Regions from separate parts of the Homo sapiens genome. Here regions 1 and 2 are each linked to region 3. Evidence: chromatin loops called from intact Hi-C (ENCODE). Cell type or tissue: gastrocnemius medialis. All regions are shown on one strand. Region 1 overlaps DGLUCY (D-glutamate cyclase). Region 2 overlaps DGLUCY (D-glutamate cyclase). Region 3 has its middle 19 kb from the start of DGLUCY.

Region 1 (2,500 bases), 54 kb before region 3:
TTTTAAATTAAAATGTTAAAAATCAAGTTGTGATTGTTAAAAAACATTCGGATTAAGGCCAGGTGTGGTGGCTCATGCCTGGAATCTCAGCACTTTGGGACGCTGAGGCGGTAGGATCCCTTGAGTCCAGGAGTGCGAGACCCCCATCTCTACAAAAAACAAAAACTAAAAAAATTAGCTGGCATGGTGGCGTGCACCTGTAATCCCAGCTACTCAGGAGGCTGAGGCAGGAGGATTGCTTGAGCCCAGGAGGTCAAGACTGCTGTGAGCCACGATTGCACCACTGCACTCCAGCCTGGGGGACAGTGAGACATTCTCTCAAAAAAAAAGAAACATTCACATTAAATGTTTAGTTTCAAATTGTTGGTGTGAAAAGCAACAATTTTTCAATGTGTTGCTGAAAAGCACCACACCAGACTCAGTGTGTGTCTTGAATATCAAATATTCTAGCCCCGGGGCCCCTGTTCCAGCTCCACAGGAAGGCGCTAATATTGGGAAAGGAAGGTTTTGTGTGGGTGCTTCACACAGGCCAAACTGGATTTTTTTTTTTTTTTTTTTTTTTTGAGATGGAGTCTCACTCTGTCACCCAGGCTGGAGTGCAGCGGCGCAATCTCCACTCACTGCAACTTCCACCTACTGGGTTCAAGCAATTCTCCTGCCACAGCCTCCTGAGTAGCTGGGACTACCGGTGCCTACCACCATGCCTGGCTAATTTTTGTATTTTTAGTAGAGGCAGGGTTTCACCATATTGGCCAGGCTGGTCTCAAACTCCTGACCTTGTGATACGCCCGCCTCGGCCACCCAAAGTGCTGGGATTACAGGTGTGAGCCACCGCACCCAGCCCAAACATAAGCTTTATGACTCTGAAAATTTGGGAATAACTCTGTCTGCCCAGCATGACTGTGAATGTCCATTCTTAGAGAGTTCTAGAATATTTGAGAACCTCATTCTTCAAAGTAAATCTGCTTTTAGTTACTTAGCCAAATAAAGCAACCCAACCAAGTGGCAAAAGTCCAAGGTATGACTGCTAAGGGCAAGAAAGGCCAACCCTTCTGTTTCACAGTTTGCTTGGCCTGTAAAACTAGAGCACACGTGTTTGCTTATTTAGTACAGAGTTTCTGCAACGGGTCCATCAGGCCAAATTCCTGTAACCACAAAATATGATGCACGAAATCTACATGCAGGTTGAGTGTATGATACTGCCAACAGTAAACGCTGAGTCATCGGTTCCATGGTTAGTCCTAATGATAAACTAGGCAGTTCCTTTAAGGATGTTTAGCTACTTCTGGCACTGCACAGCTCAACCAACGGCCTGACCCACAAGCCTACTTCAGGGTCACCATGAGCACCACTCCCTGGTTGGAGAGACTGGGGGCTCCACACATCTCCATCACTGGGAGAGAATTTGCCAGAGTGATAACGACCTAGAGACACCACCTGCATACACAGAAGACAGGCTGAACTAATAGCAAAGTATGCAAACTCTTTGGGCCTCAGTTTCTTTCTTTTCTTTTCTTTTCTTTTTTTTTTTTTTGAGATAGAGTTTCGCTCTTGTTGCCCAGGCTGGGGTGCAATGGCACCATCTCGGCTCACAGCAACCTCCGCCGCACGGGTTCAAGTGATTCTCCTGCCTCAGCCTCCCGAGTAGCTGGGATTACAGGCATGCGCCACCACGCCTGGCTAATTTTGTATTTTTAGTAGAGACGGGGTTTCTCCATGTTGGTCAGGCTGATCTCAAACTCCCCACCTCAGGTGATCCACCCGCCTCGGCCTCCCAAAGTGCTGAAATTACAGGTATGAGCCACCGCGCGTAGCCTTTACTTTTCTTTTTTTGAGACAGGGTCTCACTCTGTCGCCCAGGCTGGGGTGCAGTGGCACAATCACGGCTTACTGCAGCCTTGACCTCCTGGGATCAAGCGATCCTCCTACCTCAGCTTCCTCAGTAGCTGCTACTACAGGTACACTGCACCATGCCTGGCTAACTTCTGTATTTTTTTGGTAGAGACAAGGTTTCACTATCTTGTCCAAGGCTGGTCTTGAACTCTTGAGCTCAAGTGATCCTCCTGCCTTGGCCTCCCAAAGTGCTGGGGTTACAGGCATGAGCCACTGCGCCCAGCAAGGGCCTCAGTTTCTTCATGTCAAATGCCACACATGCAGGACAGACATTTTGTTAGCACCTTCTGGTTCTATCATTTTCGTAATCTGTAACTAAACAATAATTTATGAGTTAATGATGTTATTGAGTTTTAAGTTTTTGGTTGTTAAAATAAATTCCTAGCCAGGCACAGTGGCTCATGCCTATAATCCCAGCACTTTGAGAGGCCAAGGTGGGTGGATCGCTTGAGCTCAGGAGTTCGAGACCAGCCTGAGCAAAATGGTGAGACCCTGTCTTTACTAAAAATACAAAAAAATAGCCAGGCATGGTGGTACACACCTGTGGTCCCAGCTACTTGGGAGGCTGAGGTAGGAATATCGCTTGAGCCTTGGGGGTGGAGGTTGC
Region 2 (2,500 bases), 61 kb before region 3:
TCCACCCATTCATTCATCCATCCATCCATCCATCCATCCACCCATCCATCCATCCACCCATTCATTCATCCATCCATCTATCCACCCATCCATCCATCTATCCATCCACCCATTCATCCATCCATCCATCCATCCATCCATCCATCCATCCACCCATCCATCCATCCATCCACCCATTCATCCATCCATCCATCCATCCATCCATCCACCCACTCACCCATTCATTCATCCATCTATCCATTCACCCAGCCATTCATCCATTCACCCACCCACCCATTTTGTGGTGTTAGGAATCACATCCTCAGTATATTTTAAAAATAACAGGGACCTTCCCACTATCCCCAACAAGGTGATTTTAGGGCCAGAGCCTCTTCAGCCCATATGCTTTTAGGGACTGAATCCTGAACTTCTCAGACTTTCTATCAGGGCACTGGGGAACCCACTGCTGCATGGCCCAGGTATCTTGTTTTCCGGAGTGGTCTTCCTCTAGAAGTGAGGTGAGATGAGATCCAATCAGTGAGCCCTGGCTAGAATCCAAAAAGCTACCTTTCTGCTCTGAGCTCTCTCTTTTCTCTTTAGAGAACAAACTATCAAACCCAGAAACATCATTCCCTAACATCAAATATATCAGAGAGGAGCCCCACAGACAGTCAACCCCTAGCCAGATCTGACAAGCCCCAAACTTCAGTGTAAAAATATCTCATGTATGCTTGTCACAGATTTCTGAAATTCCACCTTTAGAAAGTAATTTCTCTGTTTACCCAAGCAATCCAATCCTAGGACTGTATCCTACAGATGTGCTCAAACAGTGACTGAGTACACAGCAGCACTGTTTGTAAAAGAAATGATTTAGAAACAGGCCGGGCACAGTGGCTCATGGCTGTAATCCCGGCACTTCGGGAGGCCAAGGTGGGAGGATCGCTGGACCCCAGCAGTTTGAGACCAGCCTAGGCAACATGACAAAACCCTATCTCTACAAAAAATACAAAAATTAGCCAGGTGTGGTGGTGCATGCCTGTAATCCCAGCTACCCGGGAGGCTGAGGCAGGAGAATCACTTGAACCTGGGAGGCGGAGGTTGCAGTGAGCCGAGATCACGCTACTGCACTCCAGTCTGGGCAACAGAGCGAGACTCCATCTCAAAAAAAAAAAAAAAGAATGAGGCTACCCTACACACCTTATCTGAAATAATCTCCCAATGATGCAAAATTAACAAGGCAAGGTGGAGAATTCTCTATTAACCGACATGCCCATGTTCTGTTCACATCCACATAGACATCTGTGGAAGGATGGAGAAGAGCTTGGTATCAGTGGTGCCCTCAGAGGGGAAAGTGGGAGACTGGGGCCTGAGCAGGAGTGGCTGTCGCACTACATTTTATGTGAATGGCGCCCTCTGGAGTTGTGCCTTGGGGTGGCCCTGATGGAAGAGAGGCTTTCTGCTCTTTTGTCTTTTCTGTCCTTTTTTTTTTTTTTTTGGAAACAGGGTCTTGCTCTCTTGCCCAGGCTAGAGTGCAGTGGTACAATCACAATTCACTGCAGCCTCAAACCTCCTGGGCTCAAGCAATCCTCCCACCTCAGTCCCCTGAGTAGCTGGGACTACAGGTGAGCACCACCACGCCCATCTAATTTTTAAATTTTTCTTTTTGTAGAGACGGGGCTGGTCTTAAACTCCTGGGCTCAAATGATCAGTCAGCCTTGGCCTCTCAAAGTGCCAGGATTATAGGAGTGAGCCGCCGTGCAAGGCCAAAGCCACCACGCCTGGCCATCAGTCAACTCTCTAGCCTATAAAAACACGTTTATCTCTTTGGAGATTCCAAGGATTTTAGAAGTTGTATGCCAGGAAACCAGAGGAAGACCAAATACATATCTCATAATATCACAGTACCTCACTGAGTGGTGGTAAGGGTTAAAGTTGTAAACTCATGTAAGGCTCTCAGGACACTTCTGGCCGGTTCACAGTTAGCGCTGTGGAAGTGTTACCCATGTTTATTACTCTGGGCCCCGTGCCAAAAACACAGTGGTGAATAAGACAGTCACAGCCCACACTCACAGGGGTTTACCGTCCCAGGAGACAGACATTAAACGCATAATTACCATCTACCATCGTGTCTGTCTTCCAGGAAAAGATAGAAAAGTAAATAGTTAACTATAACACCATGTGCTTAGCGCTCCGGGGCCTGTGGACTCAGGGTGGAGGAGAAGGGGCTGAGTCTAAAAGGAGAGTAGGGGTCAGACTAGAAGCAGGCTGGGGAGGGAGAAGGCCCTCTAGGCCCAGGGGCCAGCAGGAGCAAGGCAGGGAGGTACTGGGGGGACCAGCTGTCCGTGCTGCAGAGCCTGACACAAGGCAGGAGGTGGCGGGAGCTGGGTCTGGAAAGGAAAGCAGCGGCTGGCTCATGGGGACCCACCTGTCATGTGAAGAAATTTGGATTTATCCCGGAGCCTCAGGAAATCACAGAAGGTACTGAGCAGTGAGTGATTTGTGAAACTTGCCTTTTAGGAAG
Region 3 (2,500 bases):
AGGGCAGACAAGCCTCTCTGGAGAACTGTGCTGTGGTCAGTCCCCAGGCAATTTCAAGAAAAGTCACAACCTGTATAGCTGTACAAACTCCTCCATCCGTTACTGACTTGGCCCCAGGAGGAGTCACCAGTGAGAGGGTCGCACTCCCCAATTTTCAATAATGCATCTCCCTGCTGGTTCTTCCTTCCCACCCCCGGCCCTGAGATGGAGTCTCGCTCTGTCACCCAGGCTGGAGTGCAGTGGCACAATCTTGGCTCACTGCAACCTCCGCCTCCCAGCTTCAAGCAATCAAGCGATTCTCCTGCCTCAGCCTCCCAAGTAGCTGGGATTATAGGTGCGCATCACCACACCTGGCTAATTTTTGTATTTTTAGTAGAAACGGGGTTTTGCCATGTTGGCCAGGTTGGTCTCGAACTCCTGACCTCAGGTGATCTGCCTGCCTCAGCCTCCCAAAGTGCCACCGCGCCCAGCCTCCCTACTGGTTCAATTGGCCACTTGTGCAATACAAAGTGAGGAGATGACAAAGACCCCCACCTATCTCAAAACATTCCCACTACCAAATACTAGCATCTGAAATCCTTGTCATTCCTTTGAGTTATACCATTATCCCCAGAGGCCATGAGTGAAATTCTTGTTATAGGGGATTGGAAGTGGGTGGAAGGGCACTAGCACCTGGCTCAGGTCAGCAAGACTTTACCTTGGAAAGCAGGGGCTGGACTCTGCATGCGGTGGGACACTGAAGATGTGAGCTTTGGATTGAGGCAGTGATGGTCTAGATGACAAAGATATAGAAGATGTGTTTTGGGGAAAGGTGGGCCCAGACGGAAAGCTGGGGAGGGAGGGGTGGGCCAACGGAGAGTACCACTGAAGAGGTGTATAAAGGAGAGCTGCCATTTTTCTCCCCCCATTTGCAGAGTCTTCTTCCACTCCATCTTTCTCTCTTCCCATCCCACACTATAAATAATTGCAAGTCTTTGTTCTTTGCCTTGGGAATAGCTTCTCCAGCTGTTGCCACATTTCTGAACCGAATAAAGCATCTCTTTTGAAATCCACAAAAGAAACAGATTGAACTATGGTGTATTCTTTTTAAGAGGCTTGACTCTACCAGGAAAAAAAAGCTCCCTTACCAAAGAAAGAACATGGAGTGCACGTCATAGCCACTTGCCTTCACGTGTAAAGATGCGGTGACAAGCACCCTTATTCTTAGCCACTGGCCTTGTGGCAGGAAGCGAGCCAGGCAAGGACAGGGCACAGGCAGAGTGGCAGCCTCTGCCGACCCTGAGAACCAGCCTCCTCCTCCCTCCTGGTGCCCCTAGGAATCAGCATATCCCAACCATGACTCCTAGAAGTTCTTCAGGAACAGGTGGACTAATTTCTCAGCAATAGTCACTGTTTTTGTGATATGAAGGAAAGCGGTTCTAGAAGGCAGGACCGCCGAGGATGGACATCTGCTCTGCTGCTGCTAAGAAGAAAAGCAAGTGGGCACATGGTCTGCTTTCAGGGGCAAATGAACTGGGGGGGCAGGGGGAATTTCTCATGGGTGCTGTCTCATGACCAGAGGAGACGGCTAGAGTTTTGTGTGGCTAGGAGAGGTGACCAGCTGCTGGAGGGCAGCTGCTGCTTTAGATCACCCATGCCTGGACCCAGAGCGAGCAGGTTCCATTCATCACAGCTTGTGTTGGATCCTTTTACAAAGTGGTATATCCTTAATATAGATGTCCACAGGCTGATGACAGCCCTGTCTCATGAGATCATGGCTTGAGTTCTCACTCGAGGCCTGAAGACTTTTTTTTTTTTTTGAGAGAGAGTTTTGCTCTTGTCACCCAGGCTAGGGTGCAATGGCGAGATCTTGGCTCACTGCAACCTCTACTTCCCAGGTTCAAGTGATTCTCCTGCCTCAGCCTCCCGAGTAGCTGGGATTACAGGTGCCCATCACCACACCCAGCTAATTTCTGTATTTTTAGTAGAGATGGGGTTTCACCATGTTGGCCAGACTGGTCTCGAACTCCTGACCTCAGCCTCCCAAAGTGCTGGGATTATAGGAGTGAGCCATTGCGCCTGACCCAGGCCTGAAGACATTCTGAAGCACTCCCACCCATGTCTACAGGCTCCCAGCTTCTGTCTGCATGGTCACCTCTGCCTCTGGGATCCTGTTTCCACATGGGCTGTAGTTGCTTTTTTTTTTTTGGGGACAGAGTCTCGCTCGGTCGCCCAGGCTAGAGTGCAGTGGCATGATCTTGGCTCACTGCAACCTCCACCTCCCGGGTTCAAGCGATTATCCTGCCTCAGCCTCCTGAGTAGCTGGGATTACAGGCACCTGCCACCGCACCCGGCTAATTTTTCTATTTTTAGTAGAGACAGGGTTTCACCATATTGGCTAGGCTGGTCTCGAACTCCTGACCTCATGATTCACCCACCTCAGCCTCCCAAAGTGCTGGGATTATAGGCGTGAGCTACCGTGCCCAGCCTGTAGTTGCTCTTTTTGACTTTTGTTGTAAAT

Evidence for each region. A loop is a pair of places that touch in the nucleus more often than their neighbours do. Peaks named below come from ENCODE experiments on the same cell type or tissue, not always from the same donor. Only the 100,000 strongest peaks of a DNase experiment are listed, where the experiment ranks them.
Region 1: it touches region 3 in a loop (2.3-fold over the local background); 4 of 110 quality-filtered maps call a loop at or near these places.
Region 2: it touches region 3 in a loop (6-fold over the local background); 4 of 110 quality-filtered maps call a loop at or near these places.

Annotation. Positions count from the first base shown.
Region 1 is chr14:91,148,282-91,150,781 of GRCh38, reverse strand. All of the region lies in intron 1 of DGLUCY (D-glutamate cyclase), which reads right to left. Among named protein-coding and RNA genes, the nearest start is that of SNORA11B, 23 kb to the right of the region's middle. In gastrocnemius medialis, no CTCF peak of the experiment used is centred here; a DNase peak (open chromatin) is centred at 1,071; H3K27ac peaks cover 2,500 bases.
Region 2 is chr14:91,154,772-91,157,271 of GRCh38, reverse strand. All of the region lies in intron 1 of DGLUCY (D-glutamate cyclase), which reads right to left. Among named protein-coding and RNA genes, the nearest start is that of SNORA11B, 30 kb to the right of the region's middle. RefSeq lists a silencer at 653-947. In gastrocnemius medialis, CTCF peaks have their summits at 1,144 and 1,359 (motif pointing left); no DNase peak of the experiment used is centred here; H3K27ac peaks cover 2,381 bases.
Region 3 is chr14:91,094,123-91,096,622 of GRCh38, reverse strand. It overlaps a transcript of DGLUCY not described here. Among named protein-coding and RNA genes, the nearest start is that of DGLUCY, 19 kb to the left of the region's middle. In gastrocnemius medialis, no CTCF peak of the experiment used is centred here; DNase peaks (open chromatin) are centred at 753, 1,212, 1,662, 2,342 and 1 weaker place; H3K27ac peaks cover 1,988 bases.